Regions from separate parts of the Mus musculus genome. Here regions 2, 3, 4, 5 and 6 are each linked to region 1. The links are chromatin loops, found by intact Hi-C in ENCODE. Cell type or tissue: left cerebral cortex. All regions are shown on one strand.

The links. Hi-C counts contacts between places; a loop is a spot of excess contacts. Peaks named below come from ENCODE experiments on the same cell type or tissue, not always from the same donor. Only the 100,000 strongest peaks of a DNase experiment are listed, where the experiment ranks them.
Region 2: a loop joins it to region 1, with 3 times the contacts of the local background. A loop is called at or near these places in 18 of 42 quality-filtered maps.
Region 3: it touches region 1 in a loop (2.4-fold over the local background); 6 of 42 quality-filtered maps call a loop at or near these places.
Region 4: it touches region 1 in a loop (2.3-fold over the local background); 11 of 42 quality-filtered maps call a loop at or near these places.
Region 5: it touches region 1 in a loop (5-fold over the local background); 9 of 42 quality-filtered maps call a loop at or near these places.
Region 6: a loop joins it to region 1, with 2.7 times the contacts of the local background. A loop is called at or near these places in 12 of 42 quality-filtered maps.

The regions. Positions count from the first base shown.
Region 1 is chr7:27,334,286-27,338,285 of GRCm38, forward strand. Gm30543 (a long non-coding RNA gene) reads left to right here. Exons shown (of 2, transcript XR_391221.3): 2 at 2,305-2,527. It also overlaps a transcript of Ltbp4 not described here. Among named protein-coding and RNA genes, the nearest start is that of Ltbp4, 2.6 kb to the left of the region's middle. In left cerebral cortex, CTCF peaks have their summits at 558 and 1,788 (motif pointing right); DNase peaks (open chromatin) are centred at 262, 1,794, 2,315 and 3,406; H3K4me3 peaks cover 503 bases.
Region 2 is chr7:27,524,854-27,528,853 of GRCm38, forward strand. It overlaps Hipk4 (homeodomain interacting protein kinase 4), which reads left to right. Exons shown (of 4, transcript NM_001033315.2): 2 at 3,443-3,799. Among named protein-coding and RNA genes, the nearest start is that of Hipk4, 3.6 kb to the left of the region's middle. In left cerebral cortex, a CTCF peak has its summit at 1,788 (motif pointing left); DNase peaks (open chromatin) are centred at 666, 1,401, 1,791, 2,711 and 1 more place; H3K27ac peaks cover 445 bases.
Region 3 is chr7:27,485,080-27,489,079 of GRCm38, forward strand. It overlaps Sertad1 (SERTA domain containing 1), which reads left to right and starts at 1,874. Exons shown (of 2, transcript NM_018820.4): 1 at 1,874-1,999. Gm38972 (a long non-coding RNA gene) reads right to left here and starts at 1,881. Exons shown (of 5, transcript XR_881906.2): 1 at 1,646-1,881. In left cerebral cortex, CTCF peaks have their summits at 2,408 (motif pointing right) and 2,613; DNase peaks (open chromatin) are centred at 1,839, 2,804 and 3,063; H3K4me3 peaks cover 2,255 bases; H3K27ac peaks cover 2,083 bases.
Region 4 is chr7:27,506,899-27,510,898 of GRCm38, forward strand. It overlaps Prx (periaxin), which reads left to right. Exons shown (of 7, transcript NM_198048.2): 5 at 1,049-1,205. It overlaps Gm15541 (a long non-coding RNA gene), which reads right to left and starts at 1,061. Exons shown (of 3, transcript XR_881907.3): 1 at 1-1,061. In left cerebral cortex, CTCF peaks have their summits at 1,076 and 1,859 (motif pointing right); DNase peaks (open chromatin) are centred at 1,265 and 1,864; H3K4me3 peaks cover 1,202 bases; H3K27ac peaks cover 869 bases.
Region 5 is chr7:27,447,731-27,451,730 of GRCm38, forward strand. Blvrb (biliverdin reductase B (flavin reductase (NADPH))) reads left to right here and starts at 248. Exons shown (of 5, transcript NM_144923.3): 1 at 248-466. The coding sequence starts at 388. In left cerebral cortex, CTCF peaks have their summits at 481 and 1,749 (motif pointing left); DNase peaks (open chromatin) are centred at 129, 788 and 1,782; H3K4me3 peaks cover 1,021 bases; H3K27ac peaks cover 462 bases.
Region 6 is chr7:27,683,927-27,687,926 of GRCm38, forward strand. It overlaps a transcript of Zfp607b not described here. Among named protein-coding and RNA genes, the nearest start is that of Zfp607b, 3.4 kb to the right of the region's middle. In left cerebral cortex, CTCF peaks have their summits at 1,173 (motif pointing right) and 1,983 (motif pointing left); a DNase peak (open chromatin) is centred at 1,926.

The DNA of each region.
Region 1 (4,000 bases):
TGGAAAACCTTAGGAAGGAGGGGGATGCATCTGGGCTGAAGGCCACACAGCAGGAGAGGGCTTCTGAGGGTAGTTGAGTCTATAGAGTGCTCTAATCTGGGGTACCGGGCTGTAGTAAAAGTAGGGTCAAGGGACGGTCTGGCATGTAAGAGGGAAAGGTCTTTGGCCCCCAGCCGTCCCGCAATCTTGGGCATTTTGTGCCGGGGCAGGCGCCAACCCGCACAATCGCTTTTGTTGTCTGGACTGGTTCAGCCTCGCTCTCTGCTGGGCGAGTTGCCCCCCTCTTCAGCCACGGGAGCCCGGACGCCTGGCTTCCCGGCCCCACCCTGATGGGTCAGCGCCTTTGGCCTGCGTCTAGTTCTGTCCCTGGCTCACCTCATACTGCCGGACGCAGGGGTCCCTAGAGGTGGCCGCATCCTGGGGAGTGGGGTGGACCAAGCTACAATAGGGGACTGGTAGGCGGCGGCAGCACCGTGGGAACCAGACGGCTTTATCTGGCCCGGAACCACCCCCCTCCACCCCCTACACGGAGGAAGGGCGGATGTTCTTACCCCGGGCCTGGCCGGCAGGGGCGCGATGTGGGGGCCTTCTTTTCAGCAATGCCCGGGCCCACGGCCCTCGGGGCCGCCTTTGCCTCAGCAGAGCTCGGGCCTCCTGCAAACTAGGTGGAAGAGGGTGGAAGAGGCTGTCACTACTATTAAATTGGCCTCCTCACCTCAAGGGGGGGGGGAACCCTCCTAAGCCAGGAGCACTTCCAGGAGTGGGTTTGCCCAACATTGCCCCCAGCCCTTTTATTGGGAGCAAGGCTTGGGATATCTTTAGAGAAATACTTTCAGAGAAAGGACTATGGAAGAAGAAAAAAAAAAAAAGGGTATGGAAAGAGAAGCGATATGAGATGGATGGGAAGGGAAAAGTGGGTGGGGCGTAGAGACAGAAACAGATCAAGAAGCAAAGACCCAATGATTCAGCCAGGCAAGGAAGAATAAACAGAAACACAGACAATGAGTTAATAGTGAAAGGCCAGTGTGCGTGTGCGTGCGTGCGTGTGTGTGTGTGTGTGTGTGTGTGTGTGTGTGTGTGTGTGTTGGAAGGGGAGGAATTATATGCTTACGTCAGTGGCTGCCAGTTGAGGGATACCTGACTCTTCTCCACGGGACTGCGGCTGGGGCTGGGCACCGAAGGTGTTGGGGTCAGGCACCCCTCTAGACCTGTGCACTTGGCAGGTGGGCAGTTCCGGACCCTGCAGGAAGCTTTAGAGACAATCAGGGATTCAGTAGAAAAGCAGGGCCAAGCCTCTGCCATCGTCCATCTCTTCATTTTGGATGACGCTGGGGACCCATACCCATACCCCACCTGGAAGAACCCACCTCGGGTGCAGCGGCTACTCTTAGGTGTCTGGTCTAGGCAGCAGTGACAGGCAGCAACACTGTAAATAGGAGAGTGGGACTGTTCAGGCCTCAGAACAAAGGAGAGCAGGGGTGGAGGACAGAGGAGAAACCAAGACAAGATTCAAGGGAATTCCAAGCACTCATTACTATCATTATTTTGAGACAAGGTCTAGAATGTACTGTGTAGCCCAGGTAGCCCTCAAACTCACGACAATCCTCCTGCTTCATTCTCCACTAAAGCTAAAGTTACATACATAAGCCATCACGCCAGGCTTAAAATTATTTCAAGAGACTTTCAAAGGAGAGTTCTAAGCGAATCTACAAGCCTGGACTGTCTGGGATCTAGAACTCCGCCCACTAATTCGAGGAGAGTGGAGGCTCAGACGCCATCCTAACATCGAACAGTAGGTGGCGCTACATGCACAGACCTCGGCGGCTGTGCACTGCGGTGTCGCCTTAGACTACGGGTCCAGCACAGTGCTGAGGTGGTAGGGATACCGAAGTCCAGAATTGGGAATCCCGAGGCCTGAATTTTATCCAGTTCCCGCCTTTCTAGGATGTACGTCCTGGGACCAGCGTCTCCTGGTCCTTGAACTTCAATGTCCGAGAGGAAAGGGTCTTTTCCGGATATGTCTCAGTGCCACTGGGTCTCAGCCGCGACCCTTCAGCGGTACTGCCAGAGCGTCGTCACCCAGGGGCCCCCCAGACAAGTCCATTATCCCCAAGTTAGAGGGGGGGGTGAGGGATGATGGTGCGCGTTCAGACCCAGAGAGAAAAACTTTGGAAGATACTGAGAAAGGGAATCCAATGCCCGGATCCATTCTAGATGAGTGAGGCTTAGAGGGAGCGCAGGCTGCCCTGGGGGAGCCTCTGAGACCCTCGAATCCTGTCGTCATCCCTCCCGCTTTTCCTCCAGGTTAACCCCTTCCCAGTCCCGCCCCCGGCGCGGCTCGGGTTACTAAACGCATTCCCAGAGACCCAGGCGGGAGCGGGAGCGGAGCCCACGGCCTTTGTAACGGTGCGCAGAGCTGCCAGGAGCAGGACTGGGATGCTAAGCAGACCATCTCCTCCGATCCTGTCACCCGCAGACGCGATGGTGTCCTATAAACACTGAAATTTATAAACTACCCTGGACCTTACCACCAAGTCATTAGTAATTCATTCAATCCGGAGGAGCTCTGATCTCAGAAAACTAGAAGCGTCAGAAAATCCAAGGATCCCCTACACAGGTTTCCTCCAGTCCCCTTGCCAGGAGCCTATATGCGTCTTCCTAATCTATTAGAAGAACCTAGAAGTCTTTTCCAATTAATCCAGCCCCCCTAGAAACCCAGAACACGGCAACTTTTCTTTAAGATCTCACCACGACCTTCCAGCACCTTTAAAAAAAAAAAAACACTCAGGAAACTTGGGGAGCTGAAGGCTAGTTCAAGGGCCCCACCCATCGCTATTATTCTAAGAAAACTCGAAGTCTTACCCGGTATCAACTGGGGTTCTTTCCCCAATAAACTCGGGAGTTGGCTGGAGCCTTACCCATCCTACCCCTCTGGAGGGACCTCCGCTTCAATTTCTCAGCGCATCTCGAATTCTAACGACTGCAAAGTAGGGGCTCCCAGCAGATCCAAGGGCTTTGGCCTTAGCATCCTTCTACCAAAAGCAGTTGCTTTGTAGCCTCCTAAATCTGAAGGTCTTGCTCCTCCGAGACCACAAGACTTACTGGGTACAGCACGAGGAAGAAGACGCTGCAGTGGGCTTACCCGGCCTGGTGGCTCGGGACCACCGCTTTCTCGATGGGGCTGGGGCTGGGGCTGGGACTGGAGCCGCTAGCAGATGTGGCGGCTGGGAGCAGCAGCAGCAGCAAGAGGGGGCAGGGGCCGCCGAGGCCAGGCCGGCGCATCGTGTCGGGTGCAGAGTCCGGCTCCAAGAGGGCAGTGTGTCCAGTGGGTCCGGATCGGCCTGGCCCCGGTCCCGCCCCCTACCCCCGCCTCAGCCAGAGGCCGACTCACTTTCTCCACCGTGCAAGCCTGGGGCTGTGAAACTTCCCGCCAATCAGAGCCCTGCACTGTCAGCGCTCCGAGTGAGGCCAATCGGTAAGCGACATGGGAGGGGCTAGATGGACAGGTGCCGGGCGGGGTTGCCTGGGCGGTGAGTTCTCCTGGAGGTGGGAGGATTTCAGGAGTTAAGAACTGATTGCCCCAGTCTCTCTTGAGCAGAGGTCCCAAGTGACACAAGTGGTTACCACCGAGATGAGTGTTCAGGGGCCTCAGGTCCTCTCAGCTGGAATTGCTTTAGCAGGCCTCCCCCTTCGCTCAGTGCTGGTGTCTCTGAACGTAGCTGTCTGTCTAGTGGAACTGATAGATTCCCCGGTACCCACTTCCCAGGGGAGAGACCAGACTCTGCTGATGAATCAAACGTGGTGTCACTTCCCAGGGTGAGTTCCAGGCCAGCCTGGGCTACTTAACGAGACCCTTCTTCCTCAGCCACACCAAATCTCGAAGTAACAAGAATTTAGTATTGGATCTTACCCCTGACCCAGGGGCCATCTCTATGGCCCACATCAACTCTTCCAGGAAGATGGTCCTGTCCATTGTTTTAGCCACACCATCTGCAAGAAC
Region 2 (4,000 bases), 190 kb after region 1:
AGGACACCAAGGAGGTAGGGGTGGGGTTGCACAAATCCTCATAGGCACAGTCAAGATTGGTTTTGTTTTGGTATGTATATCTCCCTCCATGGTTTCACAATGTATCCCTGGCTGGCCTTGAACTTACTATGTAGACGAGGCAGGCTTCAAACTCATGGCAGATCCTCCTGCCTCTGCCTCCCAAACAATGGGCTCAAAGTTACACACCAACACGCTAGGCTTGCAGACGAATTCAGAGCAGCAGGATGGGCTCTGACTTAGGGGCTCATCTTGGGGGGAAGTAGGACCAAGAAAGCAGATGGGGTGATCCAAGAGGAGTCCCAGGTAAAAGATGTAACTGGGGCATTCGTGGATTCCGGGCAGATTTTAGAGCTAGAGACAACAGAATTAGAATTGATTGATGGGTTTCACAGTGTGAGGGAGAGGGGCTGGGGAGATGCTCAGATAGTAATGTCCCCGCTGAACAAGCATGGAAACCTCAGTGCAGACCCCTACCATCCCCATGAAAAGACGGCTGTGGCAGCACACCTGTAATATCAGTGTAGGGGAGGTAGAGACAGGAGGATTCCTAGAGCTTGATGGCCAGCCAGTCTAGCCAATCAGCAGGCTCGGTGTTCCAGGAGGGGAGGGATCTTATCTCATATATAAAAGTTAGAGAGCGATAGAAGACATGCGATGCATGTGTGATGACACACATGTGCACACGCATACAAACATCTACACATACATTTAGAAAAAGAAGGGCCAGCAAGATGGCTCAGCCAGTTCAGGTGCTTGCTGCCAAGCCTAAGGACTTGAGTCCAGTAGCCAGAACCCATATGGTGGGAGCAGAGAACTGACTTCCTGACTCTGGAAGTTGTCCTCTGACCTCTACACATATACCACTGCATTTGCATATCCCTCCCCCCACTAAATTCAGTTTAAAAATGAAAAAGTGTGAGGGGCAGCTGGGCATTGTGGCAGCCTCCTATATTTCCAGCACTGCACAAGTGGAGGCAGGAGGATTAAAAATTCAAGGTCATCCTTGGCTGTTAAACAAGTTCAAGGTCAGCTTGCACTTTCAAGGTCTGTCTTGCACTACCTGAGACCTCATCTTTAAAGAAAAGATGTGAGAGAGGCTGAGTGGGCTCAAGTTGAGCCAGAGCCTGCGGATCTAGACAAATGCAAGGTGGTTCTAGCCTCTGTTCCTGTTCCTGACCCTGGGTGGGCACCTAAGCTGTCCCTTGTTCCCCCTAGATCCCACTTCTGCTGAGCCTCTGTCTGGGCCTCATCAACCTACTCAGACACCCCTCTTGTGCCTCCTCCATCAGAGCTCAGACTCCTCTGCCTGCTTATCTGTCAGCAAGGCACTGGTGATGACTGGGCTGGCAGCAGCACCCAAGGGCAGGGCTGGACCAAAGCTGCCTATACTGTGCCTCTCCCCGTGCCCCACTGAATGTTAGAGACACAGAGACAGGAAGAGATGGGTATTTCTGCCCTGTTGGATGGAAGGACAGTGAGCCGAGAGGAAGAGAGCTCTGTAGACCTAACAGGGCTCACACAGCACCTGGGGGTCGCTGGCACCCTTCAAGTGCTTTCAGAATGAAGGGACTCCACATACACTGGCTCAACTCTCAGTGTCACTGAAGTCCTAGGGGGCGTTGAGTCCAGACTAATAACTATTTCATGATTGGCCTTGTGTGCATGGAGGTAAGAGGTGACTAAATGGATAAATAAATGAATAAATAAACGCAGGGAAGCTGCAGCCTGCCCTGAGTCACAGGAATTCACAGTGAGACTGGAAGAGCGCCACCTGGTGGCGAGAGGAAAGGCAGGCGCCTACCCATGGCCCATGGATTACCAAGAAGCTTGGTAATTACAAGCTGAAGGCCTTCGGGGTGTTGTCAGTGTCTGACGGTAAAGATCTTAGAGGACTTGGTTTTAGGATGGTACCTTTCCAGTCCATGACACAGAAACAAAGACAGAGACACTGGGAGATGAGGATTAGCTGAAGAGGCAGTGGGAGAGAGAGAGAGAAAGAGAGAGAGAGAGACAGAGCCACTGGGTGGTGGCAGCACATGCTTTTAATATCAGCACTTGGGAGGTACAGGTAGAGGTGGATTTCTGAGTTCTAGGCCATCCTGGTCTACAGAGTGAGTTTAAGGACCACCAGGGTTACACAGAGAAACCCTGTCTTGAAAAACAAATACACACACATACACACACACACACACATACATATACATACATATATATATGAGAAGGGAGCCAGACCTGGTGAAACATGCCTATAATCCCAGATTATTGTACCTTCTACATTTCCTCTCTTATGAATGACCCTGCCTGAAGTTCAATCTCTAGGACCATGGAAGACAGACACACAAATCAAAGGGAGGACAATACTGATTGGTGTAAAATGCCTACTAGTTCCAGGCCTCCAGAGACACAGCCTTGAATAAAATACAAAGCTCTTGTTGTCATGGGACTGGAGTTCTATTTTTTTTTTCATTTATTTTCTTTTTATATGTGAGTGCAAATGTATGGATGTATGGTGTTCCAAGAGGTCAGAGGGCTTTGGATTCCCCCTGGAACTAGAGTTCCAGACAGGTGTGAGCTGCCATGTGGGTGCTGGGAGCCAAACCTGGATTCCCTGCAAGAGCAGCCAGTGCTCTTTACCACTGAGCCATCTCTCAGGCCTAGCGGGTTAAGTGCTTGCTGCACACAAGCAGAAGAGCCTAAATTCAGATCCCCAGGGACCCCATAAAAGCTGGGCTTGACTTTATAATCCCAGGGCTGAGGGGATGTAAGGGAAGACAAGAAGATCCTGAGGGCTCAGTGGCCCGGCTATCTTGCCAAAGTTGTGAGTTTCAGGTTCACTAAGAGACCTTGCCTCACAAAATAAGGTTACAGCGGTAGAGGAAGATAGAGGACCTTTGGCCTTATACATGCACACATGGGTGATGACACCCACATATGCCTATAACACCTCCAACACACACAACACCCCCCCTCAGGGAAATATATATATAGTATGTGAAATGATGTTAAAATCATAGCTGGGAGCTGGGTGAAAGAACAGGAATTCAAGGACATCCTTGGCTACATAACCAGGTTGAAGCCAGCCTGGGCTATATGAGACCCTGTCTCAAAACTAACCAACAAAAAGGACAGAGGATATGGGTGAATACTTGCCTACTATGCACTACAGCAGGGGGAGGGTCCCAACTATTATAGGCACAAGTTCAAGCAGAGAATCAGACAGAGCCAGACCTGACACCTGACACAGAAGCAATAGCTAGAGGACAGAGGCAGGGTCATTCATAAGAAAGGAAGTGTAGAAGGTACAAGAGCTAGGCAGACACAGGAGATACACAGGGATGAGTCCCAGGAGGGGCCTATCCTGTCATCTCTACCACTCCACCAACCCAGCTGCCCTGTGCTCCATCCCCTCTGTCCTCCATAGGTGATCGACTTTGGCTCGGCCAGCATATTCAGTGAGGTACGCTATGTGAAGGAGCCTTACATCCAGTCCCGCTTCTACAGGGCCCCAGAGATCCTGCTGGGGCTGCCCTTCTGTGAGAAGGTGGACGTGTGGTCTCTGGGCTGTGTCATGGCCGAGCTACATCTGGGCTGGCCTCTCTACCCAGGCAACAATGAGTATGACCAGGTGCGCTACATCTGTGAGACCCAGGGCTTACCCAAGCCCCATTTGCTGCATGCGGCTCGCAAGGCTCACCACTTCTTCAAGCGTAACCCCCACCCCGATGCCACCAACCCCTGGCAGCTGAAGTCCTCTGCTGACTACCTAGCTGAGACCAAGGTATGGGGGAGCATGCAGGGTGAAGACAGCCTGTGCTGGGGGGTGGGGACGATACTATATCGCCATGTCTCTTTGGCTGGACTGAGGGTCTAGGTGAAATGTGGAGCCTGAGTTAGGTCACATATCCTCCCTGTAGCAGTGGGAGAGTGATGGATTGGAAATCAAGAATCTGGTATGAGGGGGACGACTGGAGAATTGAAA
Region 3 (4,000 bases), 150 kb after region 1:
TAGGGGGCTGGTGAGATGGCTCAGTGGGTGAGAGCACCCGACTGCTCTTCCGAAGGTCCAGAGTTCAAATCCCAGCAACCACATGAAGATTTATCTTACTTTGTATACATAGGTGTTTTACCTACATGTCTGCCTATGTACCACATATGTGCCTGGAACCCACAAAAGCCAGAATAGGGCATCTGGAATTATATTGTTGGGACTCCTATGTAGGTGCTAGGAATCAAACCCATGTCTTCTGGAAGACCAGACAGTAGTCTTAACAGTTTAACCACCTCTCCAGCTTCACAGACTAGCTCTTTGTTGATTGACTGTTTGTTTGTTTGTTTCTCCACACATGGTTTCTCTGTAGCCCTGGAGACAGAACTCAGCTTGTCACTTAGCAGCACCAGTGTCTTTACCCACTGAGCCACCTCCTCAGCCCAGCATTCTACTGTTTGGATTTGTGTTTGTGCTTGTTTGGCTGTTTATGTAGTACGTGTATCGAGTGACTGAGAAAGTCAGAATAGGGTGTTGGATCTTCTAAAACTACAGTTATAGGCAGTCATGAGCTGCCATGTGGGTGCTGAACTGAACCTGAACCAGGAGCCGAGCCTGGTCCTCTGCAAGAGCAACAAGTACTCTTAGCCACTGAGCCACCTCTCCAGCCCTTAATGTTCTACTCTTAGTAAATCATCAGGCTATTTTACTTTATTTTATTTTTCAGTGCTGTAACCAAGTGCAGGTGTTTAACATGCTGAAATGTGAGGCAAGCACTCTTTCACTAAACTGTACCTTTCCAAACATATTTTAAGAATAGCTGAAGGCCAGGTGTGGAGCGCAGGCCTTTAACCCCAGCTCTCAGGAGGCAGAGGTTAGTGAATCTCTGAGTTAGAGGCCGCCTGGTCTATAGATTGAGTTACAGGACAATCATGGCTGTTGCCCAGAAAAACCCTGTCTCAAAATAAACGAAAACCCAAAACCAAGACAAAGAGACAAACAAAAACATACACAAAAACTAAACTAAAACCCAACTAACCAAACAACCAAAAAAAAAAAAAAAAAGAATATTAGGTGTGGCATAAGTCTCTGGTTCCAGTCACTGACAGGCTGAGGAGGGTTGGTTGCTCTGTTTCCCAGGCTAACTTGGGCAAGTTAGTGAAACTGTCGCAAAAAAAAAAAAAAAAAAAAAAAAAAGTTCGTCGGTTTTTTTTGCTAGTTTGTTTTGTTTTGTTTTGTTTTGTTTTAAGACAGGATCTCACTCTGAGGTCCAGGCTGGATTCAAATCCACTAAGTAGTCCGGCTGCAAACTCAAAGCAATCCCCCATACTTTAGTTTTCCCATACTGGGGTTATGGGTGTGAACAACCACGCCCCGCAGGAAATTATTTTCAGGGACTTAAACTGCTGCCCAAAGTCACACAGCTCCTCCGGAACTGATGCCCAGGACGTGACTCTGGTGTCGTTCCGTCCCCCCCTTACTCCCGTCTTTAATCATAGTAGAATCCAGTTGTCTCACTGTATTGAGTCCAGTATCCTAAGCCCTACTGAGAAAACTGTTAATTTTGTAACTCTCAAGAAGTAGGTCCTCTTCCAGAAGTCATACAGTTTTCTAAAATAACACATGAAGTGACAGGCCTGTACTTTTTAAAGTACAAAACCCCTACCTGTCATCGCCCCACAAGGGAAATCGCTACCAGAGCTGTCCCTTCGCTCAGGCAGTCCTCCTGGGCATGCGCTTTAGGGACAACCTCCCCCCTCCTTCTGGAACGGCCCCGCTCAGGCTCCGCCCACCACCACCAACGAGAGCCGATCCCTGAGCTGCAGGGCGGGGCTGCCACGCGAGTGGGCGGGAACTAGGGATAGTCGAGTGTCTGGAGTCGTGCGCCGGAGTCAGAACTGCGCCTACCGTCCCAGGTGTCGGTTGCTGGAGCAGAACAAGCTAGCGATGCTACGGCAGCCGCTTCCTGATTGGCTGCGTGTGGCTCCCTCTTCGTTCTGATTGGCCGCGAGTGATCTGTGTATGTAAATGAAGGGGCCTGGTGGGGAAAGACGGGGGTACGGGGGGCCGGGTTCTTTAGGGTGTTCGATACCTCAGCTAGGTAGATGGTGGCCGGGGCTGACCGGGATCGAGCGCCCAGGGCCTGTATGTGTCGCCCGCCCGGGCCGGGCTGGGTGAATCACGTCGGAGCCCGAGAAGGGGGCGGAGGCGCCGGCTCCCTGGCTCCGGCTGCGTGACTCACCCGCCCCCGCCGCCGCCGCTCCGGGAGGAGCCGCCTCCGCTGCCTTCCGGAAGCGAGGGAAGGCCGGGCTCACTGAGCGGCCCGCGGGGGTCGCGGCTCGCTGTGGCCCGGGAGGGACAGGCGGTACCCTGGGGAATCTAAAGGATCCCGGGGTCACTGGGGCCGGAGTCCCCGGGGGAGCCCAGGTTGGAGTACCGCTAGGGGGCGCCGGGACTCGGGGGGGCGGAGTCGGGGTGGGGGCTGAATTCCTGCGGTTCCCGGCTCCCGGGTCTTCAGCGAAAAGGGCAAAGACTGGATTTTTAGTGTCTTGCTAGGTCTAGGCAGCGTCCCCGGGACTGAGACCCTGCGGCCTTTATGCCCCCGTTAGATTAGGCTAGGGGCTTCAAACTCTAGTCCTCTTGGAAGAAAGTACCGATTTTCAAACTTCTGTCAATGACTTACTCCCGCGGCCCTTCAGGGTTTCCCTTGTCTCTCTCTTTCCTCAATAAGTTCGGGACCCTTACTTCCTTGAGTGACTACTAACAGCTTAGGCTTTAAACCCAAGCGGCCAGCATCCCAGTGAGTACAGCAGTCGGAAGGCAGGCAGTTCAGGCCCACTTCTATCTCCAAACCTACACACACACACACACACACACACACACACACACACACACACACACATGATGCTGCCCCGCCACCGATCTTTCCCCAGGCAGCAGCTACCGGGGATCCTCTAGAGACCTTGCCAACTAACGTCACCATTCATCTTCCTGCCTAGACCCTACCCTCCATGACTCTGTCCTGACACTCTGAAAATCCAAGCCTCCTATTCCTGCCCGCGCCTCCTCCTGCTTGCTCCCCACCCCCACCGGGACTCCTACTGTGTCACACTCTCTGCGCCTGCTCCTAGTGTGTGGTGGCCTTCTTTTTTTTTTTTTTTTTAAACTCCCCAGTTCAGGTTTACCTCTCTCTGTCTTCCTTTGGCTCTTTCAGGAAAGCCTGGCCCTGCTTCTCCATAGCCTACAGTGCAAACAGCAGGACTCAGCTTCAATGTACTTATCTTTCTTAGAAAAACCTGCCTTGACTACCTCCCAGGATGGCATCTTCCTACCACTTTCTGTACATTTGACCATAGAGTTCCATGCATAGCAGATACTCTGTATTGAACTGTGTAAGATGGCTGTATTTGTAATCAAGGAATGGAACACACCTGTAATCCTAACCCCTTGGGAGACTGAGACAGGAGGATTGCCTGGAATGGCTGGTCAGCCCGGACTACAGTGTGGGGCCCTGTCTCAAAAGAGCAAAACCAAAGAGTGCTTATAAATAAGAACTAGTGATGTGGTTTTAGAGCTTGCTGTTCCTACAAAGGACCTGATTTCAGTTCCCAGTACTCACATCTGATGGCGTACAGTTACTTTAAAATCAGCTCCAGGGATTCCAGCAGCTGGCTTCTTTGGACATCTGCACGCTCATGCGCGCACACACACAAACACAAAAATGTAAAATAAAAGTAAAATTTCAAGTACTAATGACCATGTTGCAAGGGCTTTTTGTTCCTTTAATCTAATCTGTAGTAGCAACTTATAACAGAATGCTGTCTGTATCTCAGAAGCTCACTGAGGACGCTGAGAATATAACTCAGTTGGTAGAATGTTTGCCTTACATGCAGGAGGCCCAGGAAGTTCCATCCCCAGCATCAAATACACCAAGTATGGTGGCACACACCTGTAATCCCAGCGCTGGGAAGGGGAAGAAGGGAAGAGCAGAAGCTGCCTACATAGCACGTTTGGGGGCAGG
Region 4 (4,000 bases), 170 kb after region 1:
GTCTAGGCCTGATTTTCCCTCTCCTGGCTGGTCGCAGTGCCTTGCATTCTCCCAGGTCCATCCATGCTTGGTCAGGTTTCAGTTCACAACCAGACTTTCCTTTCACACCACCCAACTTTGCAGTACAGCAACAGGCCCAGAAGTGCAAGGTGCTCCGCAAAATCTTGTGGTTTCCTAGACAGAATCAGACCTCTCGCTTCCCCTTCTGGGAAGCAGATGTGAACCCTCTAGCGTGTTTCAGAGCCAGGGCCAGCAAATACCATGAATGCCAGTTCTGCTGCGGTCACCATTCATTACCCACGCACCCCCCCCCCCTTCATTGGATTCCTTTTCCCGGGGGAGTTATGCATGTCTTGGAGTTAAGAGTTCACAACAGCATTCTTACACATATTCAAGCCCACAGAGGGCAAGACCCCATTCTTCCATCCCGCATGGCTTAAGGGTGTCTCCCTTTATTAGAGGCATGCCTTTGTCCTGTAGGAATAACTATTATCAAGCTGAATATTTTATATTTTGGTTTGTTTAGTTTCATGTTGGGAACAGAACTCAGAACCTCGTGCGTGCTATGCAAGACTTCTACCACTGGGTTAAATCCCTAGGCTTGTTGTGTAGTTATTAAAGCCCCATTTGGTCTTTAAAATATGGATATTGGAATTGGCATTTTGTCTTATGACTTTAGTCCCAGTACTTTAAGGAGGATCTCTGAAGGAGGATTTCTAGGACGTTCTGGGCTACAGGAGTCCCTGTCTCAAAAATAAAATGAAAAAAAAGGAAGAAAAGGAAGAAAGAATGGAAAATTAATAAGCTTCTCAAAATCACCTAATTTGGCACTTCTAGTCCCGCCCCATGATCTTGCCCCGCCTACTCATCCCCTCTTCTTCCAGCCCCGCCCCGCCCCTTGCTTTTCGGACCGCGACCCTCCCAGAGAGCGAGCGGGAAAGGAGAGCTGTTTAACCACAACGCGGGTCCTAGAGAAGGAACGCCATGGCGAGCTCTGGGCGAGTTGCCGTCTTGGAGCTCCATGGCGACCCCTTGCTGCCCCTCGCAGGAGCTGAGACGGGCGGAGTTGGTGGAGATTATCGTGGAGACCGAGGCACAGACCGGGGTCAGCGGCTTCAACGTAGCAGGCGGCGGCAAAGAAGGAATCTTTGTCCGTGAGCTGCGAGAGGACTCACCGGCAGCTAAGAGCCTCAGCTTGCAAGAAGGTAGGCGTGGTCTGCATATGGCAAGGCGGAGCCGGCCTATGGGGGCGGAGTTAAGAATTTGCCTTGGCCACCGCGCTGGGGGCGTGACTTGGGGAGGGCGGGGCACATCGGGTCTGTGGAGGCGGAGTTAGGAATCTGCTTTGGGTCCGGGGCCTGGCGGGGGCGTGGCGGAGTGGGGCGGAGTCTGAAGGCCTGGTGGGTCAGGGTTGACCTGCATGGGTGTGGTTAGGTATCCGCCTAGAGTGCTGGCAGGATGAAACTGAAGTTGTGCTTATTTGCTAGGAGGCGGGGTTAAGAGGTTGTGGCGAGGCTTTCCTTGTTCTGAATCTAGCTCCTCCAGCATGCCAGGCCTTTGCTCTACCACCGAATTACATTGTTTTGGGGGCTCGGAAAGGAGCCCAGGCCTGCCTGAACTCGCTGTACAGCTGAGGATGTACTTCGTCTACCAAAAGCTGGGATATAGGCACGCACCCCTATGCCCGTCTTTCTATTTTTTTAAAATTTTTGAGTCTAAATTGCTCGAGTTGGCCTTGAACTTCCTGTGTAACCCTGGCTGTAAACTTAAAAAATAATTAGTTTATTTTATTTGTATGGATGTTTTGCCACCAACTATGTCGGTGTGTGATGTATCTGTTGTACCCCTGGAGGCCAGAAGAGGGCTCGGAATCCCCTGTGCGCCACCAAGTGGGTGATAGATCCTCTGGAAGAGCAGAGAGCAGTCTTAACTGCTGAGCCATCTTGCCAGCCCTTGGCCTTGAACTTTTGATCCTTCTGCCTCAGCCTCCAGGGTAGCTGGGATGACAGGCCTGAGCGACCATGCCCAGCTGGCACTATGATTATTTAGGGCCGGTTCATTGTCTGTGTTGGACTCCCAGAACCCTCGTGATATTTCTGTGTCTCCATATTTTCATCTTTAAATGGGAATAATTAGCACTGACCTCATGAGGTTATTATGTAGCTTAAATGAGTCAGGTTTTGAAAACAGCACACAGATAAGTGTCACACAGTAAGCACTATGTAAGTGCTAATTAATGTGTTATTGGGACAGGAAAAAGGGGTGGAGTTAACTTGAGATGGAGAGAGGAACTTAATTAAATGAAAGATGTTTTTAAGAACTATGGATAGAGCTGTTTCAACTTATGCATTGCATGTAGCAATTATTCTTTCTTTAATTAATTATTTTTAAAATGTATATGTTCATTTTTGTCATACTGAGGATGGAACCCAGGGCTTTTTGGATGAATGCTAGGTGAATGCTCTATGAACTGTGCTCCCAGCCTCTCATTGGTGAGCTCTAGGCAAGCCTTCTACCAGTGAAGTACATCCCGTTCCATAACAGTTATTTACTAAGCATCTTACTGCTTTGGCTACAATGGTGAACAGAACACAGAAAGGTCCCTACACATAAGAAACTTACAGAAGGGCTGGCGAGATGGCTCAGTGGGTAAGAGCACCCGACTGCTCTTCCGAAGGTCCAGAGTTCAAATCCCAGCAACCACATGGTGGCTCACAACCATCTGTAACGAGATCTGACTCCCTGTTCTGGAGTGTCTGAAGACAGCTACAATGTACTTACATATAATAAATAAATAAATAAATAAATGAATAAATAAAAGAAACTTACAGAATAGTGGGGTGAAACTCATGAGAAGGTAGGGGCAAGGGCAGTTTTGAAGGGCTCATAAGGACTATGACTTTTATTCTGTGACATAAGCAGAAGAGAAGCAGAAATGAGTCTTGTTTAGCTGCTTTATTTACAGTTGGCTGAAATGTAAGAGGCAGCATCAGGGACAAGATCAATTAGCCTCTAAGAAGTGATGGATGGGCAGGCTTAATATGGTGGTGTTGGAAGGACTTGACTCTCAGATATTCAGGACTAGGTGTGGGCTACCATAGAGAGGGAGGCCTCAAGGATGCTTCTAGGCATCACTTTTAGGTGATAGAGTGACTGGCCAGGTTTCATCCCCACTTCATTGGTTGTGGGGAATCTCCAAGGAGGTTTGACCTGAGGACTGAGTGGCCTGCTGATACCTGTTTGGAGAAAGACAAGGTCGGAGTGTTTTTTAAAAAACAAAACAAAACAAAACACCCAAGGACAATTTTATTACAGACTGGGAGAAAAACCCCAGTGCAGGCAGTAAGTCTTAGCAATTGTTGAGTGGGGGAGAGGAAGAGAGAGAGCCAGGTCTTTTAAGTTAGGGTCCAAGAAAGCAATGGAGGTTAGTAAGTAGTCACATGGCTAAAGGGATGGGGGGAGGGGTGTGGGAGCCTCAGAGAAAGAATAAGAAAACACAAAACACTGTGCCAGGGAAAGCATGCCCAGGCTCTGAGCAGTATCCAAGAGAACAGAAAGGGATAAGAGGAGCAGTTGCCAGGCTTCAACGTGCTACCTGATAGGAGCTTGGCAGACACGGCCTTTAGTCTTTTCTTGTTTGTTTGTTTGGTTTGGTTAGGTTTTTCAAGACAGCCTTTCTCTATGTAGCCCTGGTTATCCCGAACTCCCTCTGTAGACCAGGCTGGCCTCGAACTGACTTACTACTGCCATTTGCCTCTGCCTCCCAAGTGCTGGGATTAAAGGCATTGCCACCATGCCCAGCTTGTTTTCTTTTTCTTTTTTTTTTTAAAGTGAATCTTTTTTTTTAATTTTATTTATTTATTATATGTAAATATACTGTAGCTGTCCTCAGACACTCCAGAAGAGGGCATCAGATCTCATTAAAGATGGTTGTGAGCCACCATGTGGTTGCTGGGATTTGAACTCAGGACCTTTGGAAGAACAGTCAGTGCTCTTAACC
Region 5 (4,000 bases), 110 kb after region 1:
GCCCCGGCCGGCCCCGCCCCGCTCAGCCCCGCCCACTAAGGGTGGCTGTCTCTAGTAGGCAGAGCGCTAAGTGACAAACTGCTCTAGCACCGCCCACTCCCTTCCCTAGAAGGGGCGTGGCTTCTACGTCTAAGCGCCTATCGGAGAAGGGGCTCTGGAAATGCAATTTGACTCCTCCGCCTACTCATGCTCTTTCCAGCGGGAGGCGTGGTCGCCTCGGTCCCGCCCTTTGAACCCAAATTAGGAGGGTGAGGCGGAGGCTGGAACCTTGTCTGGTCCCGCCCCCTCCTTCTGGGTCGAGGAGGACCCGCAGCGCGCCTCCTCGCAGCCACTGTGTTCCCGCGCGTCCTCGGAGTTCTCAGCTTTTCCGGCCCTGGACCCCGCAGCATGACTGTCAAGAAGATCGCGATCTTCGGTGCCACCGGCAGGACCGGGCTCACCACACTGGCGCAGGCGGTGCAAGCAGGCAGGAGCCGGGGCGGGTGGGGGAAGTCATGAACACCGGGCGGAGTTTTGGGAAAAGTCGTCCTGGGGGCCGGGCGGAGACCACACGGGGCGGTGTGTGCCCCAGCCTGTGGGCCAGCAAGTGGTCACGGGGGCACAAATGGAGGACTCTGACATTCAGCGTTATGTGGGTTCAAGGCGTAAAGGAATTAACTGTGGGAACCTGGAGGACTCCTCTGACAGTTCTATGCAAACCAGGGGTTCTTATGAAATGTCGTAACTGTGGTGGTGGTCCTAGTTAGCACACCCAGAAAGGGTTTTCTGAGCCAGGACTAGCTTGGCATCCAGCCAGCCGGGCCATCTCCTTACACGTGTTAAAATTCTGGTGACCCTCATTTGGAATGGGAACTAGTGTGTTACCCCACTTGACACATAAGAAAACTGAGGCGGAGAGGACTTGCTGGTACATGGCTGTGTCGGGATTTGAACTCCGGTCCGTGGTCTTAAGCACTAAAAAACTGTCTGCAGGCTCATAGTTTGGTCACTGGAACAGAAAATCGAAAAGGTTAGGCAGCAACTTACTTCAAAGAGAATGGAGGTGATCACCCTATAAGAGAGGGGCAGTCCAAGAACTGAAGTCCTGGGAAGGACATTGAGCTTTGGGGCCTCCCGAGGGGAGGGCGCAGGATCCCCCATCATCCCCTGGCTCCTCAGTCTAGAAGTTAACTCTGGACCAGACGTGAAAGTTCCAGATAAAGAGCCACACCCTTGCTAGCCTTGGCGATTCTTAAGATATTGACTATCAGAGTGCCCCAAAAGGGTGGAGGCCACAAAGAGCCCAGTCCCTGCTGGTTCCCAGCACAGCTCCTGCTTTGGGTGAGGCTTTTTCTAGAAGTTCCATCCCCCCGCCCCCCATGGGCTATCCTTTCCCCCAGGGACTTAATGAGGGCCTTAATTCGTGGCAAAGGAGAGCGCCCTGGGCCTCCCAGAGAAAACAAACTACAGGCTGGCTGTGGTGGTGTAGACCTGTAATTTCCCCCACCCCTGGAGAGGCAGAGGTAGGAGACTCAGGAGATCAAACCTATCCTTGGCTGCGCAGCAAGTTCAAGGCCATCGTGGGCAACCTTAGACCCTATGTCAAAACAACAAAACAAAAGCAAGCTGCTGATAAATCATTTCTAGGGAGGAACAGGGAAAGGAAGAGAGAAGTTGACAAATGCTGTGTCACCATGAATTTGTGGAGTATCCTGTTAAATACCTTAATCCCCAATACCACTGTTTACTGATGGCTCTCCCTGCTGGTCACAGTCGGAACTACACGAAGGATTTCCGGGAGGCCTGGCCTTTTTCTCCCTGTGGCTCAGAAAAACCTGTCAGAAACAGGAAGAGGAAAAAAAAAAGAAAAGAAAAAGGAAAAAAAAAAAAAAAAAGGCAGGAAGGGATTAGGGGATATAGCTCTCAGAGATGAAACGCCTGCCTGGGATCCACCTGTGAGAAGAGGCTTGAGGGGGGCGTGGCTCAGTAGGCCCCACGGCCTAGCGGCCTAGCGTGCCCAAGAAACTGCACAGTCAAGGAAAACAAGTAGCTAGGAAGGGCTTGGGTTTTAGTCCCTCAATGTCATTTTGTAGGACCAAGGGTCTAACAAACAGACTCTGGGTTCATCCTGTGTATTTAAACAGCCAGGTCTACCACATACCACAGTGATGTGACCAAATACTGTGTCATCTACAGTCAAAGACCTAAATATCTGTAAAATAAATAAAGAAAAGAGAAAAGAAGACCAATATTGAAGCAATGGTTGCGGGCTAGACAGATAGGTCAGTGGGTAAAGGTACCTGACAACCTGAGTTAAATCCCCAGAAAGAGAGAACCAACTCAGAAGAACTTGACCTCTGACTTCCATACATGCACACACACAAATAAGAGTAACAGATAAACAGAGGTTGCTAGCTGGGTGGTGGTGGTGGTGCAAGTGTTTAATCCCAGCACTTGGGAGGCAGAGGCAGGTGAATCTATGTGAGATCGAGGACAGCCTGGTCTACAGAGTAAGTTCTAGGACAGCCAGGGCTACACAGAGAAACCCTGTCTCAAAAACAAAACAACAACAAAAACAGGGGTTGCCTTGAGACTCTGATGAAATGACTTACAATGCAGAAAGTGCTTAGAACCAAGGCTCATGCCCAGTGGGTGCTTATACTCCTCAGCCAACTGAACTCAGATATAAAGATTATAGCCCAGTCTTAAATGTAGCTCTGGTTTTCTCTACCCACTGTGTGCCCAAGGCTAGTTACCAGAACCTGCCTCAGTTTCCCTTTCTTGGTATGATAAGAATGGCCACTTTGTAAAATTGTTACAATCTAGGACTTTTCAAACTAGGGCTCAGTGTGAGTGCTGGACTGCTTTAAATTGGTCACAAACGATCAAAATGTATCAAGTTGCTGCTGCGGGAGTCGCTAGAATCTGAGCCTAGGCCCTGGCAGCCAGGTCTGACCACGTGTCCTCAGCAGGTCAATTAGTGAGAAAAACTAATAGTGAAAGTAGAAAAAGGAGATGAATTTAATGTAAGCATGTCGGGAAGCTCCTCTGCTACCCAGACCCAGCCTTCAAGGTCTTGATGAAAGCTACAAGTTTAAATAGAAGGCAAGAGGTACCCACGCATGCGCAATCCCTCTCGTTAATGGTGTGGTCATCACAGCCATCATCTTGTTGAACCCTGTGTCCTCCAAGGTGCTCTGACAAGTTGTCAGAGCCATGAAATCTCTTCCTCTTCTGGTTGGCACAGGGCCCCGGCCTCCTTCTCCTGCCATCATGAGGCATTTGGGAAAGTTGCACTTTTGGAGTGGGGGGTCCACTGTTTCAAGCAGTCTGATTATCATCTGCATTCCTGCCAGGATAAGGTTACAGAATGCCAGATGTTGGATTGACATATGAATTTATGTGTACTGGTCAGGCAGTGAAATTTTGTATTGAGTGTTAAGATTTTATTTTATTTTATTTTATTTTATTAATTCTTGAAAGAGCTGGAGAAATGATGAGAAAATCCTATACTCCCAAGACTCAGAGAGTGGAAGGTTCACACTCTCTTTTTAAGGTTCACAGCCAGTTCTGGAAAACATAGTTCAAGGCCAGCCTGTTTTGTGTAATACTTTGCCTCCAAAAATAAAAAAGGAAGGAAGGAAAAGAAAAACCTTAAAAGTGAATGAATTTTGCAACTTATTCTCAAATAGGAAGAGAAACAGAAAGACAGACAGATTTGTACATGTGTGAATTTTCTATGCAAATATATAAGTTCTGCATATCATATACTATGTATATAAGTAAAAAGAGGAAGCAGGTCTAGAGAATCTTGCAACTTCTCTATAGCTGAGATTACTTAAAAATAAAAGCTTAACAGAAAGCCTGACCAGATGTTTGACACCTGCAGTTAGGAGGTAGACAGCAGGAACAGCACAGGGTTTAAGGCCAGCCTGAGCTACATTGTGAATTCGGTGATCGTGTGGGCTACAGTGTGACACTCTGACAAATAAATAAATACAAGAAACATGAACAAAATGTT
Region 6 (4,000 bases), 350 kb after region 1:
TGAACCCTGCCTTCCAACCACGGTGTTTCTTTCTCTCTATGGACTCAGGGAGTAGGGGATGAAGAGTGCCTTCCTCGTGGCTTTGCCAGCAGAGTCACCTGGCATTAGGACTTTTTCTGGGCTTAGGTGATAAGAAAAATGGAATCTCAGGGAAACCTTTACCGTTTGTCCTTCCTTCTTCCTTCTCCTCTTTTCCTTTTGAGCCAGGGTCCCACTATGTATCCCTGGCTGTCCTGGAACTCACTTTGTAGAGTAGACTGACCTTGAATTCACAGAGATCTGCCTAGGATTAATGGCATATGCTGTACCAACAGACCTGGCAGGTGTATGTCTGCCTCCCTCTTTAAAGAAAAAAAAAATCTGTACTTTTATTTTCAATTATGTGTATGTTTATTTGTGTGTAGGTCTCTGCATACATATTCCAGAATATAGCATAGGCTCTCCAGGAGGTGAAGTGACAGAAAATTGTGAGTGATACAATGAGTGCTAGGAACCAAACTGGGGGTCCTCTGTGAGTGCAACGCCCCCTCTTAGATGCTCAGCCATCTCTCCAGATCCACTTTTCTTTCTTCCCTCCTTCCTTCCTTCCTTCCTTCCTTCCTTCCTTCCTTCCTTCCTCCCTCCCTCTCTCCCTCTCCTCTCTCTCTCTTCTCTCTCTCTCTCTTTCTCCTCCTCTTCCTCCTCCTCCTCCTCCTTCTTTTTCTTTTTGTTTCTGAGACCAGTATCTCAGGTTGACCCTGAACTCCTGGCTGTTCAGCTTCAGTCTTCCCCACTCTGGGATGCTGGGATTGCAGGCACTTCCATACTCAGCTGGACAGGTGCTTTTTCATTATGCATACGTGTGTGCTTACACAGGATATTTGCATGTGTCTGTGTGTGAATCCTCATATATCTTGCTCGCTTTTCTCCATATAACCGTGGAAGTCCTGGAACTCATTCTGTAGACCAGACTTACCTACAAACTCAGGGCTGTGCCTGCTTCTGTCTCCTGATTGCTCGTTAAAGGGTATGTACCACCACTGCCCAGCTATCTTACTTATTTTTCATAGGTTTCTTCATGTTTCTCCGTATTTTTTCTTTAAACTTGTTATTAATATTGTTGTTAGTATTCTTTGAAGTTTTTTTTTTTAATTTATTGATTATATGTAAGTACACTGTAACTGTCTTCAGACACTCCAGAAGAGGGAGTCAGATCTCACTTCGGATGGTTGTGAGCCACCATGTGGTTGCTGGGATTTGGAAGAGCAGTCGGGTGCTCTTACCCACTGAGCCATCTCACCAGCCCCTTCTTTGAAGTTTTTAAAAGATAGAGTCTACTTAGCCCGAGCTGGCCTCAAACTCCCGATTCTCTTGCCTAGTTCTCCTGAGTATTGAGACTGCCATTGGTTGTGTTCTGCCATGTCTGGCTCCTCTTTTTAGAAACAAGTATGTGTGTGTGCATGCACATGTGCACACGCTTCCGTATCCTATCCCTCCTCCCCATGTGTGGTGATCAGAGGACAACTTCCTGGGTTGTGCTTTCTCCCCCTCCATGTGGTGCCAGGAATGGAACTTAGGCTGTCAGACTTGGCTTCAGGGCACCTTTATCTACTTAACTGTCTCACTCCCCTGTTTATATTGCTTTAATACTGGCAGAGCTACCTTGTTTGGAGGTTTTTAATTTGTTTCACTGTCCCCACGATTTGCCTGTTGAACTTACAAAGGCACTTCCTAGCAGAGCTCTCCAGTCCTAGAATCAGTGAAAAACAGCAAAACCTTGATTGTCCCCAGTGCCAGCTTCTTCCTTCTCCCTTCTGGGGATGGGGGGGGGGGCGGGACGCAGACAAACACTAACCTTGACAATCTCCTCCTCTTTGTCCTTTTCTCCCCTCACCTCCATCCTTCTGCTTGATGATATCTGTAAAGGGATGGAGATCCGTTTGCGGACTACTGACCAACAATGAACCCTTCTCTTTGCTTTTATCCTTGGACTCCTAATGCCACCTAGTGGCCATTATGTGCAATGGCAGGTTTCTAGATTTAAAAATGAAAAAACAGTAAAAATTTATCTCATCCATTTTAAGTGGGTCAAGTACCCGTGAGCAGATTATCTGGTGGTTCTGTTTTAAAGACATTGTCCAGATCTCCAGTCATCAGACCGCTTGACTGGTTCTAAGGGATCCCATAAGAGGGTCTCATTCCCACACCTGGAAGACAGTGCTGCTCTTGGCCAGAGGCCTCAGCTCTGCCCAGAGAAGCCTCCCCCTAGCAGCCCAGTGCTGTGTCTGATTCCCCCAGAGCAAGAGAACCTCCATAAGGAAGGAGAAAGCTGACTCATCTATTTTTAGTGTAAAACGTTTAATTGAAAAACGCTCACTGGGTGTGGTGTGCTTCACTTTCATTAAATATACAGAGAAGATTGTAGAACTCCCCCGGACAAACTGGTCAAATCTTTAAAGGTACACCCTCCACACACCTTAGAGACCAATACCATGGGACCAGAGTACCCAGGCCCACTGAGCAGGGTTCGGCTCATGTCCACCTTGCAGGTAGTTCTTTCTCTCCATGAGGTGGGGTTAGGGTAAGGAAATCCTCTAGTCCAGGCTTTTAAGATGTTTAATTTTTAGAGCGTTTTAAATTTTTCTTTGTGTCAGCCTCCACAGCAGTCCATGTGAGCACTAGCCATGTAAGCACGGGTGTGCTTGGGAGCCGAGAGTGAGCGTCAGACACCCTGGACCTGGAATTTAACGTGGTACATGGTGTGTAAGTTGCTTGGCATAGGTCTTGGGAGTTGAGCTTGGGTCCTCCTCAGGTCTGCTGGAGGATCAGCTGCTGAGCCACCTCTCCTGCCCTGGTAGTGTCATTATTAAAGAGTTGCAGGTTTGCTGTTTAAGGCAATGCTGAAGCGGATTGTCTTTTTAAAACTAAGATTATTATGCAGAAGGGTGGTGGTGTAGGCCTTCAATCCCAGCACTTGGGAGGCAGAGGCAGGTTGGTCTATGTGACTATACAGAGAAACTCTAAAAACAACCAAAGAGTTGATTAGAACGGTTATTAAATCCATGGATAGACCACAGTGTGGCAGAGGCTGTAGGAGAATCAGGCCCACTAGGCAGATGGAAGGAAGCATATTTGTTTTGTTTCTTTGATTGATTTTTTTTCAAGACAGGGTTTCTCTGTGTAGCCCTGGCTGTTGAAACTCACTCTGTAGACCAGACTGGTCTTGAACTCAGAGATCAGCCTGATGCTGCCTCCCAAGTGCAGGGATTAAGGCATGGACAACACCGTCCAGCACTGTGAGGGCCCCTTCTTATACTTATTACAGGGAGATACCCCATGGCATGTGATTGTCAGGTAACCTACAGTGTGTGCTTGTAGTTGGGTTTCTGATTCCTGGACACCAGGTGGTAAGGAGGGAGTCTGTTAACCTGGGGCCCACATGGAGAGGGTGCTAAGAGTTTCAGGGAAGAAGTCTAGGAAAACAAACTCCTGGAGGGGAGATATAAGGTGGCTTTGTCACATGGAATGAGGGACTCCACTCTGGTCTGTCGGGCCTCATGTCCTCGATTATTATAAAATGAACTATTTTTAAAATATAAATGTATTTATATCACAGTGTGAAGTAATCTGGTGGTTGCATTTCTTTTAACTTTTGTTAGTCCCCAGTAACCACACAGAGAAACAAAGCTGCACCCAGATACTGGGCAATTATTGATCTATTAATCCTAATCTGGGCAATTATTGATCTATTACATCCTAATCTGGGCAATTATTGATCTATTAATCCTAATCTGGGCAATTATTGATCTATTAATCCTAATCTGGGCAATTATTGATCTATTAATCCTAATCTGGGCAATTATTGATCTATTAATCCTAATCTGGGCAATTATTGATCTATTAATCCTAATCTGGGCAATTATTGATCTATTAATTCTAATCTGGGCAATTATTGATCTATTAATCCTAATCTGGGCAATTATTGATCTATTAATCCTAATCTGGCTACCTGCTCCATCCC